Linked DNA regions of Homo sapiens: regions 1, 2, 3 and 5 are each linked to region 4. Evidence: chromatin contacts called from ENCODE Hi-C or POLR2A ChIA-PET data. All regions are on one chromosome and are shown on one strand. Each heading gives the region's core, a stretch centred on a gene start or an enhancer-like site at or near the end of the contact. The rest is flanking DNA. Distances are from core to core; before and after follow the strand shown.

Region 1 (2,700 bases), core at 200-2,699, 730 kb after region 4:
TTCTTTGATATTTTTGGACTTTGTCTTATCTGACAAGTGGGGCTACATCCGCTCGGCCTCATCTCCGGGACTGAGGGGAGACAGTCCTCTGGGGTAAAAGCGAAGAGGCTTACCGCCCCTCTCCCCGTGGGGGCCCACAGTGCTGCTGCGTGTGCCACGGAGGGGCGCTGTTATGCCCCCTTCCAGCCTCAGAGGAGGCGGCCGAGTGGTTCTAGGCCCCCAGCACCTGCTTCCTGCCCCATTGTCTTGGACAGGAAGGAGCCGGGAAGGGAGCTGGAGCCACTTCAGGGGCTGGATTAAGGCCGGTCCCGGCGCCCGATGGGGGAAGTCTGGTTTACCACTGCCCCGCATCCCACCCCAGGCTCGAAGTAATGGGGGAATCATTAGTTCTGCAGTCCTTCTGGATGGGAATTGTACCCTGTATCAGCACCCCACCCTCGCCCCAACCCCGGCGAGTACCAAACAGACGCTGCCCAGGCCGTGGGCTCCGCTTCCGTCCGGGTTTATTACCCCCAATCCAACCCCCAGCAAGTCCCTCCGCTCCAGCCTTCAGTCCCCCTGCTGCCCTGCCAGCAAGAGCGAGGGGCCCTTCTTGGTGTCAGGATTTCTTAGTCCATGCCAGCGGCCCCTCCTGCGCAGCCAGGACGGCGTCCAGGTCCCGAGGTCCACAGCGGTCCCGGGGCTCGGGGAGCAATCCGGGCGGGCGTCGGCGTGGAGGAAGCAGTGCCTTCAATCATCGGGGGAACAGGCCAGGGGCAACTGATCCGGACTGCCCACGCTGCCAGTGCTGGAGCTTCCATCGCCTAGGTCGCGGGGCCCGCACGGGGGCAAGGCAAGCTCGGGTGCTGGCCCGGCTCCTGATCCCCCGGCGCCGCTGGGGCCGCCGCGGGGGCCCCATTCTTCGCCCAGCGCCAGGCAGAGCTCCTTAAGCGCTAGGTTCTCCCGCAGCAGCTCCTCCTGGCGGCCCTCCAGCTCGGCCAGCTTCTGCCAACAGCCGCCCAGGTCCTCGCGCACGGCCCGGGATGCTTGGGTCCCGAAGAGCTGCCACTGGCGTGCGGCGCGCCGCCCGCGCTGGCGCTCCGAGTCCAGGAAGCAGCAGAGGTCGCGCAGCTCACGGTTCTCTGCCTGCAGACGCCGGTTGAGCTGCTTGAGCTCGCGGATCTCGCCCAGGTGGCCCTGCAGCTGCCGATTCACCTCCTGCATGAGGCGGCCGCGCTGCACCAGTGCCGCCAGGCGCGCCGCCTCCTCCCGCCGCAGGCGCCGCACTAGCTCTTCCTTGCCTAGCGCCGCCATCTCCTCGTCCGTCAGCTCCTCCAGGCCGCCTGCCTCGGCCTCCATGGCTGGTCAGGCCTCTGGAGCATCGCCCGCCCGCCGCCGCGGCCCAGGAGCCCCACGTCGGGCCCGGCGCCACTCAGGCTCGGGCTCCGGCTCCGCACGCGGCAGGCAGTGGCCGAGGCAGCGTAGGCTGCAGCAGCTACCCGGGCTGGGCACGCGGCGGGGCGCGCGCCGGGGCGGGGCCGCATGTCGTTATGGAAGGACAGCCAATCCGGTGAAACGTCCCCGGAAAGGGGCGGGGCCTGAGCTCAGGGGCCGCCCCCCTCGTTCCCCACCCACTCCGGGTGTTACTGATCCTCGATGTCAAGGAACCCGCGCGTCATCGCCCTCCACATCGGTCTCAACCCGAAACTAGGAGCTTCGAACCTCCAAGTACCGGATCGCCCCAAGCTTGAGCCTAGGCCTCTCGGCTCTTCTGAGAAACAAGATTCAGGCGTCCGCCCCTGACTCCTGCCCATCCCCCACAGAAGTCAGATGGACCGCTCTCCAGTCCCTCTTTACCTTTGATCAAATTCGGAAGTCTCGGCCCACTAAGGATCGCTCCTGGTTCCTCGGAACCCTGAGTCCAAACGTCCTAGCTCACCAATAGACTACCCTCCCTCCCAGGGAGCGTTTCCTGCCTGGGGGGAGGAACATACAGGATTCGTTTGTTCAATAAACGTTTTTTATGTGCAAGGCCCATGCAGAAATAAATTTAACCAAAATACCGATTCCATCCTCAAGGAGGTCGCAGTCTGTCCGGGAAGTCAAGCTGTGTTAAGCAAGAAATAAATCCGGGAGGAGTATGGTCTGAGGGTCCTTAAGAGGGTTCCCAAAAGAGATGCTATCCAAGAGGCTCTGGTAGATCCATAGGACTTTGCCAAGTAAAGAGCTATTTCAGGGAGAGAGAATAACATAGTGAAAGACACTGGTGCCCGAAAGAGCCTAGCTGCTTTAGGAACAATGAGGATAGCTTGGTTTTTGAAAAGCAGATGTGTCGAGAAAATGCTAAGAGAGAGAGAGCGAGGCTTCAAAGGTAGGTAAAAGCCAGATTCTTAAGAACTTCCAGTACCAGGTTGGAGCATTTCCAAAGGCCACTAAGGATGTTAAGCAAGAGAGTAACATTTGTAAGGATGTTAAGCAAGGGAGTAACATTTTAAAATATGCCTTTAACTGGCCAAGATGGTGAAACCCCGTTTCTACTAAAAATACAAAAATTAGCCGGGCGTGGTGGGAGGAGCCTGTAATCTCAGCTACTCGGGAGGCTGAGGCAGAGAACTGCTTGAACCCGGGAGGCGGAGGTTGCAGTGAGCCGAGATCGCGCCACTGCACTCCAGCCTGGGCGACAGAGCGAGACGCTGTCTCGAAAAAAAAAATGTATTTAAA
Region 2 (2,700 bases), core at 181-2,680, 740 kb after region 4:
CTGTCACCCATGGAGTGCAGCAGTGTGATCTGGGCTCTCTGCAACCTCCACCTCCCGAGTTCAGGTGATTCTCCTGCCTCAGGCTCCTGAGTAGCTGCGACTACAGGCACGCGCCACCACGCCTGGCTAATTTTTATATTTTTAGTAGAGACGGGGTTTCACCATGTTGTCCAGACTGGTCTCGAACTCCTGACCTCAGGTGATCCACCTGCCTCGGCCTCTCAAAGTGCTGGGATTACAGGCTTGAGCCACCGCGTCCGGCCCCTAAAGAGCTATTATTTAACCTTCTGCCCCAGCAGCTGGGAGGGATGGTGGTGGCAGAGTGGCGAGGAGCGGGCACTGCGCAGTTCACCTGAGCCCCAGGCGCTCGCCGCGGGACCCACCAGCACGTCCCCTCCTCGGCAGACTCCCTCCCCGGGGTCACGTGGAGGGCGACTGCGGGGATAAGCAGGGATGGCAAGGGGAAAGGAAGGGCGGGCCCCAGGCGGGGGATCCCCGGACACGCAGTGCTTTCCCGCCTGGCCCCGCCCAAAGACGTGGGCAAACAGAGGCCACGCCCTTCCTGGGAGCCAGCCCCGCCCATACTCCGCCCCAAGGACACGCCCCCACTTCGGGCGGAGGCGGAAACCGGGCGGGGGACGCTGGTGCGAGGAGGTCGAGGAGGCGCCTTGGCACCCGACTCTGGCATCCCGCACGTCCGACATCAGCCCTGCCCTCCTTCTCAGGGGCTTCCATTCATTTTGTGCCAAAAGGGAACTGCCGCCCTCGCCCCCAAACTTGTAGCTTTGTGGATGGAGGGTGTGGGGGAGGCCGTGTGTAGTGAAAGGACCACCCGGCTGAAGACGGTCCTGGGGGTGGAGGGCAGGAGGGAGCGAGAAGGACAGTTCTGCTCCTGGGAGCCTCTCGTTCCTGGGCGAGGGTCTGGGGACCCTGGATGAAGTTTTAGGATCTTTTACAATGACGGTCTGGGGCAGAGAATAAAATTTTGCAGGGAGCAGATTGAGGGTCTGGAGGACTGGGTTAGGTGGGCTCTAGGTACCCAGGACGATCTCGGGAGGCGCACAATGAGAATCTGGGGGCTCCAGGATTACGGTGTGGGTGCACAGGATGAAATTCTGGGGGCGCAGATTAGGTAGGACCTAGGTGAGCAGGATGACATTTTTGGTGAGCGTCTGGGGGCCCCCGGGTGAGTCTGGGGGCCTGGCATCAAGGTCGGGGCCCCAGGATCGAGCACTGGGGGACCCTGGTCCGGCGCCGGGAGGCGGCTCCTGGCGGCGCCGCGGGGGACCGGGTAGGGGCCTGTGGCTGGCCGGGGGCGGAGAAGCGGGGGGTCGGGGTCCCTCCCCCTGGCGCTGGCTCAGGAATCCGCCGAAGGGCGGGCGGAGGCGCCGGGGTGGGCCGCGCCGCGGCAGGCGGGCGGGCGGGGGGCGCTTCCTGGGGCCGCGCGTCCAGGGAGCTGTGCCGTCCGCCCGTCCGTCTGCCCGCAGGCATTGCCCGAGCCAGCCGAGCCGCCAGAGCCGCGGGCCGCGGGGGTGTCGCGGGCCCAAGTGAGTGGCTGTGACCGTCCGTGGGGGAGGGCGTGGGCCGGAGTCTCGGCCGAGTCCGCGGCAGCGTAGCGCCCACAGAGGCCCGCGCTCCTCGGCCTTCGCCGCAGGGGCGCGGGGCGGGGGCGGGGTGGCCGGGGCGGGTGGGCCTGGGACCCGGGCCTGGGACCTGGGCCTGTGAGGAGTCGGCCCCCAGCCCTGGGAGGCCCCGAGGCCCAAGCACGGTCCTGAGCGGGCAGTGGCGGGGGCTGGGCTCGGGCTCCCGGTACAGGGAGTTGAGGTGCCGCGGGCAGAGGCCCCTGACCCGTGTCCACCATCTCGCAGCCCCAGGATGCTCCCCTGCGCCTCCTGCCTACCCGGGTCTCTACTGCTCTGGGCGCTGCTACTGTTGCTCTTGGGATCAGCTTCTCCTCAGGATTCTGAAGAGCCCGACAGCTACACGGTGGGGACAGTGAGGGCCGCTGGCCTGGGACAGGAAGGGTAGGGAGGAAGAGACCGGGACCCAGGGTGACTGCTGCCGGGGAAGTCTTCCTCCCCTGGCTGGTGGAGAGCTGGGGGCCATTGTTTGGAGCAGGCCGGAGGGTGGCCAGGCTCAGGCCCTAGTCTTGGCCTGGCCAGTTGGAGGAGATCTTAGGGTGACCACTGGCCACTTCTGGTTCCCTTCCAGGAATGCACAGATGGCTATGAGTGGGACCCAGACAGCCAGCACTGCCGGGGTGTGTGTGCCTGGGGGACCAAACACCCCCAGGAACCCGGAAAGGGATTGATAGCTGCTTTCCAAGGGACAGCCCCACCTCCAAGAACTGCCGTGGGAGCCCAGCAGCCCGTTCTATGCCCAGCTCTGCTACACAGAGGCCAGCTCTGGCTCTCTGGAGGCCAGTTGAGCTAGGGGTGGCCTCATCCTCTCCCAGAAACCCAGGAAACCTTGTCCCTACCCCTCAGAGGAGCTGGATCCTGTACGCCTTCTCTGAACCACTCTCCTGTCCCAGCTCTTTGTCTCATCACAACCTGGGAGGGTAGCGTCCCCAGGGGTGGGTAAGGAGGCCCCCCATCTTGGGCTGAGCTAGGGCTAGGGCCGTGGGGAGGGATAGAGACCCACTTGCAGGCCGAGAATGAGGGCAACAGTGGGAACAGCTGCCCCATCTCCAGCCTTGGC
Region 3 (2,700 bases), core at 156-2,655, 890 kb before region 4:
CAGGCGCCCGCCACCACACCGCTAATTTTTGTATTTTTAGTAGAGATGGGGGTTTCACCATGTTGGCCAGGCTAGTCTCGAACTCCTGACCTCGTGATCCGCCCGCCTCGGCCTCCCAAAGTGCTGGGATTACAGGCGTGAGCCACCGCGCTCAGCCAGAACATGCTTGTTGGATGAATGAATGAATGAATGAATGAATGACTGTCCTAGAGATGAAGATCTACAAAGCTGGGAGCATGAAGATACACAAGGCCAGAGAAGTTTGAGTTTGGAGAAGGAGCCTGGGAGAAAGGGTTAGGGAGTGGAGGAGGGTCTGAGGTCTAACTCTGTGGGGAGTGAGACTTGAGGGGAGGGGTCTGAGTGGTGGAGTGGAAAGGTATGGGGGCCCTGTGGGACAGGAAGGCGGAGAATGAAACAACAAGCACTTTATGACTATTCATTTAATCCACACAACCCAATGAGATCGTCATTTTCCCCATTTTACGGATGGGGAAACTGAGGCATACTGAGGTGAGAAACTTGCCTGGGGGAAATCGCTAGTGGGGGTGGTGCTGAGATTTGAACCCAGACGGTTGGCTCCAGTCGGTGCTCTTGACCAGTTTGGTCCGGGGCCCGGCACGCAAGTAATCCCGAAGGTTTGCCCTACGGCCATTGTCACTAACTTAGGCAGCAGCGCGGGGCCTTGGGGGTGCGGGTAAAGGGGTCTTTGAGGTCGCCCTTAGACCTGAGGACGAGCCAAGCCGCAGGAAGAACGGTACGTGGCGGCATCCATGAGGGGCCTGTTGCCATGGGAACAAACGCAGGCCTCGGGCGGGCGCATGCGCAGATCGGGGAGCGGGTGTTGAACCGGTGAAAGGTGACGTAAAAGCGCACGGGGTGGGGCGCAGGGCTCGGGACGTCAAAGCCCTGCGTCCTTCGGCCCCCAGAGCGGAGAAGCGCGCAAGGCACCGGTGGCAGCGGCGACGGCAGCTGCGACAGCAACCCCTGCTGGGCCGAAACTGGGCAGAGCGGAGCAGACGTCTGAAGCAGCGCGAGTGAGGCGCGAGGGTAGCGCCCGCGCCCGGGAAGACCCCTCGGCGCGAACCGGCAGCCCAGCCCCGGGTCCCGGTTCCCAAGGCCCCGCCTCTAGGGCCTGGGGACTAATCGGATTGAGAGCGCGCCGGCCCGGGCCGCGAACTCGCCAATTGCGGAGGGCGGTGGCCACCGCCCAATCCGGAGCAGACAGGTGCGAGGTCCGGAAGGCGGAGGCCAATCGGCGGCGGTTGCGACCTGCTGGGGCAGGTCTCGGCCAATAAGGAGGCTCGAGTGACATCTTCGCGCACCAATCGGGAGTGAGGGAGCATTCGTGCCCGCTCGCCCTTCCGGCCAGACCTCTATTTACCAGGGGCGTGCAGCCCGCTTGCCAATCAGAGCGCGGCTGAGCGGCCCCGCAGCCAACCCCCGAGGAGCGGCCGGCTGGCGTCCGCCGCGCCCAGGAGTTGGGGATGTCCTACAAACCCATCGCCCCTGCTCCCAGCAGCACCCCTGGCTCCAGCACCCCTGGGCCGGGCACCCCGGTCCCTACAGGTGAGGATCCAGCTCCACCCCTGCTCGCCTGCCGGGCGGTCGAGGTCTCGAAGAGAAGACGGCCTGAGTTCTGCAATACTGGGCCTGCCGCCTACCCTCGCTGAGCCTCAGTTTGCTGGCCTGTGAAGTGGGCGTGGTCACGTAAGGGCTTGTAGGTGGAGCGCAGTGGGAGGGATTTGTCCCTGAAGTTGATCAGCATGGAATGAAGCATCCTTTGGAGGGAATCGGGCGAACCCGGTCCTGGGCTTGGAAAAGCTGGGAGGCGGCGTCCCTGCCCCGCGCTGACCTCTTACTCGCGCCTGTTGCTGCAGGAAGCGTCCCGTCGCCGTCGGGCTCAGTGCCAGGAGCCGGCGCTCCTTTCAGACCGCTGTTTAACGACTTTGGACCGCCTTCCATGGGCTACGTGCAGGTGAGTGGGGCCAAAGCCTTGCTTATGGATGCGGACTGGAGTCCCCCTCCCCGCCAGGTGCCTGAGCTCACTGCCCTGTTCTCTTTTGACATAGGCGATGAAGCCACCCGGCGCCCAGGGCTCCCAGAGCACCTACACGGACCTGCTGTCAGTCATAGAGGAGATGGGCAAAGAGATCCGGCCTACCTATGCTGGCAGCAAGAGCGCCATGGAGCGCCTGAAGAGAGGTAAGTGAGGCCAGGCCGCCCTGCTCAGGAAACCGACACTGGACTATCCTTCATGAGGGAAGGAAGGACATCTGGAGGCCACCTGAGCCAAGCCTAGAGGATGTCCAGTATTACTACCAGAGAGGTGTTTTGAATCGAATTGAAATTGAGTCCATTTCCAGGGAAGAGCATGGGAATTTGTATTTCAACAGGGCAACCTTGAGGATTAACCAAACCTCTAATTTCATCTAGCCGTCATTAGATTTGAATTTCTTTTGCCGAAAGTGGAAAGGGAGTGGGGAGGCAGGGGTCCTCCTCTGGAGGGCAGTGGGTGGGGCTGTGGAGGGTTGCTGAGACCCCACCCCACCCCCAGGTATCATCCATGCCCGGGCCCTAGTCAGAGAGTGCCTGGCAGAGACAGAGCGGAACGCCCGCACGTAACAGGAAGCGCCTCGGCCTCAGCGTCTGGACCTATCCGGCCACTGCAGAGCACCCGCTTCTCCCTGGCCTTCATCCCGA
Region 4 (2,700 bases), core at 150-2,649:
GGCACCGGGATCTGCCCTGAGAATCAGACTACTCAAGCAATGACTACTACTGATTCAGTAAACCGTGTTTAGCCACTGTTTAATGAAGAGCTCTCACAGACCCCTCCCCAGGACCCCCTCAGCCAGAGTATGCCCCCCTGCAAAGTCACCAAGCTTATAAAAGAATGACACTGCCCTAGGGCACTGGCTTGGCATGTAAAGACTACGCAGAAGGGGACTTCATAAAACAAGCTTTCTTGCACATGCAAAAGGCTGGGGTTTCCAGTTGACAGATGTAAAATCGAGCCCAAAGAAAAACCCCAAGTTTGAGGGAGGAGAAAAGCACAGAGCTGCCACGCCTAACCTACCTAATATTGAAAGGCCAAAGTGATTCGGAAGGGGCCCCTCTCGTACCCACGTGTAACTGTGCCCATGAGTAGACCCATGCCAGACAAGACTAAAAGACCCCAGCCCGAGAAACGTCCAAGGGCCCCGTTACCTTCCGCTTGAGCACATTCATCGGGAGGGAACAGGAGGGCGGCCTTGGGGCGTCAGCCCCCACCTTTTCCCTCTTCCCTTGCTCTGACCGACGTCTGGAGAGGAAGTGGGGAAGTGGAGAAATCTTCCCCGCTTCATGATCCGGCTTGTGCCCGTCACTTCCCAATTTCCGCTGGGTGCCAGGCCCAGGAGACCAGGAGAAGGCGCGCCCCCGGAACACTCGCAAGGCTCTCAGGCGCGTCCCCGGCCCCGTAGCTTGGCTCGCAGTGGCCGCCGCACCCACCCAGAGCCGCTTCCTCCTACTTGGTGGACGGTTCCTGGACCGCAGGGGAGGAGGGTGGCTCTACCCAACGCGCCCCCAACACCTCCGACCTGCTCCCGCGCACTTCCCCACCCCTCCCAACCGCGCAGTGACCGACCCCCGGGTAAGGGGCGTGGCTAACAGGCAGAGTGCCCCGAGCGCGCCCCCGCCCCCGAGCGCGCCTCCGCGTTACCTTTCACCACGTCACACTCGATGACGCGTCCGCGGCGCTCGAAGAGGCTGCGCAGTTCCTGGCTCGTGCATGCAGCCGACACATTGCCCACGAAAATCTTCCAAGTATTAAGAGGCCTTGGGCGCGACATCTCCACCACGAGCGCGCGCCCCGGCCGCAGCTCGTGGCCGTGCAGGGCTTCGATGGCGCGCAGCGCGCCCGCGTTCTCGCGCATGTGCACGAAGGCGAACTGTTTCATGACGGCGCAGCTCATGACCGTGCCGTAGGGCGCAAAGAGGGCTGCCAGCTCCTCCGGAGTCGTATCCGCCCCGTCGACGTTGCCCACGAATATCTTCATTTTGTCGCCGCAGCCACCTTCCTGGAGAGCCCGGACCTCTCCTCCAGCGACAGGCAAGACGTCCGAACGACCGGCAGTCCTCCTCAGGAATGGCTGGCGACCGAGAACCCCGCCGCGCAGGCGCCCTGGCCTAGCCAATGGGGACTCGCATCCCGCGCGTCCAGCGACCAATCAGAAACGCTGAGGGAAGATGTGCTCAGGCACAGCCAATCCCAGAGGGCCTAGAGCCCGCTCGTTAGCTGAGGGGGTGGGAAAGGGACGACCAACCGCCACAGCCCGTGGCGGGAGAGGGGGTTGGGAAGAAGAGGGAGGGCTGAAGAGAGGAGAACGCGCGCGAGCGGCGCCGGCGGCAGAGAGGCCTAGTCTGTAAGGCGGTCTCTGGCCCGGGTGGGGCTGGGACCGGCGGGCTCCCAGGAAAACTTTGTACAATTGGAAGTCAGGGCTCCTCCCATTCTGGAAGCCCTGTCCAAACCCGCGCCTGGGGGTTGCCGCGTGAGTGTACGGGGGAAGGCCGGGCCTGGCGGGAGAAACCAGGACAGGCGCCTTGAGTCGGCAAACGGCTCCCAGGACTGTGCTGAGCACCGCGAGGGGACCTGAGGCAGGCCCCGGAGAAGCCCTCGTGCCATTAATTGATTCTTTGGAAACATTCCCTGGGGTTGCTGAGGTCCTGGCAGCCGGTGAAAAATCAAAGGCCTCTGCCCTGATGGAATTCCCAGTCAAGAAATAATGGAATGACGTTATTGTATGTTGAAGGTTTTCATAATAAACAGTTTAATAAACGAGAAAATTAATTCTGCAGGAAGCAAAAGTTGAGCCTTAAAAAAAATTTTAGTCCGGGAGCGGTGGCTCACGCCTGTAATTCCAGCACTTTGGGAGACCAAGGCAAGCAGATCACCGGAGGTCAGGAGTTCAGGACCAGCCTGGCCAAAATGGTGAAACCCCGTCTCTACTAAAAATACAAAATTAGCCGGGTGTGGTGGTGCGCGCCTGTAATCCCAGCTACTTGGGAGGCTGAGGCAGGAGAATCACTTGAACCCGGAAGGCGGAGGTTGCAGTGAGCCAAGATCACGCCACTGCACTCCAGCATGGGCGACAGTGAGATTCCGTCTCAAAAATTTTTTTAAACAGATTTGAGTATGTAAATAAGATTGTTGCATGGCAGACAACATCAAAAACATAGACATGTGACAAACTCAGGGAAATATTTGCCTACGTGTTCAGTCAACAAATAGCACCTACCATGTGGACACCACCAAGAATATAGCAGTGAACAAAAAAAAATGACAGAAATCCCAACCTTCTTGGATCTTATGGTGGGGAGAAACAGGCAAGAAATAAGTAAAACATAAGCGTGTTAGATGGTGATGAGGACTTGGAGTAATCAAGGGAACT
Region 5 (2,700 bases), core at 7-2,506, 550 kb after region 4:
GTTCCAACAGACAGAGAGCAATGGATTGAATTTAGGAACAAGGCAGTAATTTCATACAGCCCTGCAGAGCTGGGAGATTCTGGGACCAGTTTTAGTGGGGGAGGGGAGGTAAAAATACACTTGAGGACACATTAAATAGGGCCCCAAAACTAAGAGCCTAGCGCTTGGGACAGAACGTGTGTAATATGAAGTTCAAATGAACATGTGTGCCGAAGGCTAATGAGAAGCCCCTAGGGTGATTATATGAGCTTTACCTGCAAGAGGTGACAATCGAGTTTGGCACATGCTGAGTCTATTGGGAAATAATAATATCAAGAGATCTATACCACATCCATGTATGTACAGCTCCCGGCGCCGGCGAGGCAGGAGAGTGACTTACTCAGGGAAACTGACTGCCAGGAAGGCCGGATTCGGTCAGCCCAATCGGAGAAAGCCCGGGGCCGAGGCCAGAAGGTCCCTCGGGGAGGACAGAAGGGTGGTCCCGGCCCCAGGCAGAAGGTGGGGCTGCCAGGAGAGGGCGGGTCCCCGTGGCAGGAGTCCCGGGAGGCCTGGCTGGAGCCAGGCCGGGCCGCGGGACAGTCGGGGAGATGGAGGGCGGGGACCCCATGGGCGCTGGGGCGGGGAGGGCTGGGCCCCGGCGGCCACCCCGCTCCCCCGGCGCCCCGCCGCACCCTCCCGCGCTCACCTAGGCACGCAGCTGGACGAGCTCCGGTCCACCTCCCAGGTGGCGTACAGGTTCATCTGCACCGGGGCGGGGGTGCGGCCTGGCCCCGGGCCACCGGGAGGCGCGGAGCCCGAGGCCACCGCCACGGCCATGGAGGTGGAGGTAGACGAGGACGAGGAGGAGGCAGCCGCCGCCGAGGTGGACGAGGACGACGAGGTGGCCTGGGCCAGCTTGGGGGGCGTCGGCTGCTGCGGCGGCTGCTGCTGCTGCTGCTGCGGCGGCGGCTGCTGAGGGGACTGGGCGACCCCGGATCCCCGCTGGCCGCTGCCGCCCCCGGCGCCTCCGGGACCACCGCCCGCCCCTCCGCGTTCCGCCATGGCCCGGCTAGGCGGGGGTTACGGAGGCCGAGGCGACGCCGATCTGGCTCCCAGGCTTCCCCCGCGGCGGCGGCGGCGGGGGCGCGGCAGCCTCCTCAGCCCGCCTGCCCGAGCGCGAGCAGCCAGCGAGCTGCACGCACGCGCGGGGCCTCTGGGCGCGCGGGCCTCGCGCTCGACCGCCGCTGCCTGTTGCGGCTCGCGAGGCCGACACGGGTGGGCGTGTCCGGGAGGGGGCGGGGAGCCCGGCCCGCGCGGCCCCACCCAGCGCGGAGGGGCCGGGCCGGGCGCGCTCGCGCCCTGCGTGCAGCCACGCGCGCCCCTCGCTCCCGCGGAGTAGAAGGGGTGGTCTGTGGCCAGCGCGCGCCCACGGGTCCTGCCCTCAAATCCGCTGCCAGTCTGCCCCCGCTCCTCCCCTCCCCGCCCACGGCCGGCCGCGGCCCCGCCAGCGGAAACCCGGCTTTTCCGGGATTCGGTCCCTGCAGGGAGGGGGCCGCCGCGGGAGCGCGCCTCGGCCCCTCGGGTCTTCGGAGCCAATGCGGAACCCGCCCCCAGCGGTGGGGGTCTGCCCGGGGAAGCCGGCTCTCCGCCTGCCGACCTAGCCCTGCCCTGCGGCCCCGGCAAACAGAGAGGTCGGCGGAGACCCGGGGCCCGCTGCCACCGCGGGTGCCTGTGATCCGGGAAGTTCCCGCCCCGAGGGCAAGCGGGGGCTCAGGGACCTGGAGTCCAGAAGGTTCTTCGCATAAGTGAATTCTCAAGCTACCCCGGGGCCCATCTGGAGCCAACCTTCCTCTTCTTTCCCTACCCCCCAAATGCCTCTTTAGAGTGCCAGTGCTTTGTTGCTTACCAAATTTCTAAAATTCCATTCCTCCTAAGGCCTAGCTCAGCTGCCACGTCCTATCTGGATCATGCCCCCCACAACCCCGAGACCATCTTGAACCCTCCGGCAAGTGAGCGCCTCCACTGGTGCACTTAAACACCAACAGTAGTACAACAGCAGCGCATGACTACCCTCCCCACAGGCTGGCAAATGCCCATGGGAGCCAGTGATCCAGCCTGCTCTAGTCTGTCAGAAAGGCTGCTCAGGACCAGATTACAACCTGGAGAAAGTAAGTCCCCCCATCCCACATACAAATCCCAAACCCCAGCGACTAGTGTTGCTTGAACCCAAGGGTTCATATGGACTCAAGACAATTTAGCTTTTGAGCTATGTTGTCGCACAGGTAAGGACTTGAACTTCTGGTCACAAGGTCAGTTGGGAAGGCCTGCCCTGGCCTACTTCCCAAGCCCACTGTTACTTCCTCTGCCGCGCTAGGGCGCTAATCTGGCTATTTTTACTCCCCAAGGACAAAGTAGTAAGGTCAAACCAGACCTAGAGGTACTTCCCCCAAGCCTTCCTACAAAGCAGGGCAGTGGTGAAACACAGATTTCAGCCTGGGGTTGGCGTCACCACCAGTCAAATGCGCCGTCTAATCCCAGTTTATGTTCGTGGTTACTGGGGCAGCCCAGTGATTGTAGAAAGAGACTATTTTAGTCCTTTTGCAAGAAGGGGCTAAAAGGAGATGAGGGAGGCTCAGGAGTGTTAAATATTCATCTCTTTCCTTGGGAAACAGCTTTATTTACAAAACAGGTCTAAAATAAGAACATGAAATGACAAGTCCT

Evidence for each region. A loop is a pair of places that touch in the nucleus more often than their neighbours do. ChIA-PET counts read pairs that join two places held with the same protein, here RNA polymerase II (POLR2A). Pooled maps may share reads with other maps.
Region 1: a pooled map shows a loop between it and region 4 (6-fold over the local background). The contact joins the promoter of CCDC85B here to the promoter of RBM14 in region 4. A Hi-C loop is called at or near these places in 1 of 37 single-sample maps with no recorded cell type and 5 of 50 pooled maps. POLR2A ChIA-PET finds 5 or more read pairs at or near these places in 2 of 52 experiments (CD8-positive, alpha-beta T cell and Panc1).
Region 2: a pooled map shows a loop between it and region 4 (4-fold over the local background). The contact joins the promoter of EFEMP2 here to the promoter of RBM14 in region 4. A Hi-C loop is called at or near these places in 4 of 50 pooled maps. POLR2A ChIA-PET finds 5 or more read pairs at or near these places in 2 of 52 experiments (Panc1 and activated B cell).
Region 3: a loop to region 4 is called in a map of CD8-positive, alpha-beta T cell, with 6 times the contacts of the local background. The contact joins the promoter of CDK2AP2 here to the promoter of RBM14 in region 4. A Hi-C loop is called at or near these places in 2 of 168 maps with a recorded cell type or tissue (CD8-positive, alpha-beta T cell and naive thymus-derived CD4-positive, alpha-beta T cell) and 9 of 50 pooled maps. POLR2A ChIA-PET finds 5 or more read pairs at or near these places in 1 of 52 experiments (BJ).
Region 5: a map of naive thymus-derived CD4-positive, alpha-beta T cell shows a loop between it and region 4 (7-fold over the local background). The contact joins the promoter of PACS1 here to the promoter of RBM14 in region 4. A Hi-C loop is called at or near these places in 1 of 168 maps with a recorded cell type or tissue (naive thymus-derived CD4-positive, alpha-beta T cell), 1 of 37 single-sample maps with no recorded cell type and 7 of 50 pooled maps. POLR2A ChIA-PET finds 5 or more read pairs at or near these places in 1 of 52 experiments (activated CD8-positive, alpha-beta memory T cell).

Annotation. Positions count from the first base shown.
Region 1 is chr11:65,889,422-65,892,121 of GRCh38, reverse strand. CCDC85B (coiled-coil domain containing 85B) reads right to left here and starts at 1,449. Exons shown (of 1, transcript NM_006848.3): 1 at 487-1,449. The coding sequence starts at 1,338. The coding sequence ends at 730. It overlaps FOSL1 (FOS like 1, AP-1 transcription factor subunit), which reads left to right. Exons shown (of 4, transcript NM_005438.5): 4 at 1-73. RefSeq lists an enhancer at 1-38 and a silencer at 1,179-1,658.
Region 2 is chr11:65,871,530-65,874,229 of GRCh38, reverse strand. EFEMP2 (EGF containing fibulin extracellular matrix protein 2) reads left to right here and starts at 1,430. Exons shown (of 11, transcript NM_016938.5): 1 at 1,430-1,547; 2 at 1,869-1,986; 3 at 2,212-2,260. The coding sequence starts at 1,876. RefSeq lists a silencer at 368-427.
Region 3 is chr11:67,506,867-67,509,566 of GRCh38, reverse strand. It overlaps CDK2AP2 (cyclin dependent kinase 2 associated protein 2), which reads left to right and starts at 1,405. Exons shown (of 4, transcript NM_005851.5): 1 at 1,405-1,566; 2 at 1,878-1,975; 3 at 2,070-2,202; 4 at 2,555-2,700. The coding sequence starts at 1,485. The coding sequence ends at 2,622. RefSeq lists silencers at 873-1,122, 1,433-1,532.
Region 4 is chr11:66,615,329-66,618,028 of GRCh38, reverse strand. RBM14 (RNA binding motif protein 14) reads right to left here and starts at 1,399. Exons shown (of 3, transcript NM_006328.4): 1 at 972-1,399. The coding sequence starts at 1,308. It overlaps RBM14-RBM4 (RBM14-RBM4 readthrough), which reads right to left and starts at 1,399. Exons shown (of 2, transcript NM_001198846.2): 1 at 972-1,399. The coding sequence starts at 1,308. RefSeq lists enhancers at 1,154-1,383, 516-1,449, 1,814-1,923.
Region 5 is chr11:66,068,828-66,071,527 of GRCh38, reverse strand. PACS1 (phosphofurin acidic cluster sorting protein 1) reads right to left here and starts at 1,256. Exons shown (of 24, transcript NM_018026.4): 1 at 686-1,256. The coding sequence starts at 1,041. It overlaps SF3B2 (splicing factor 3b subunit 2), which reads right to left. Exons shown (of 22, transcript NM_006842.3): 22 at 2,220-2,700. RefSeq lists silencers at 312-516, 577-726, 737-866, 1,017-1,066, 1,077-1,696.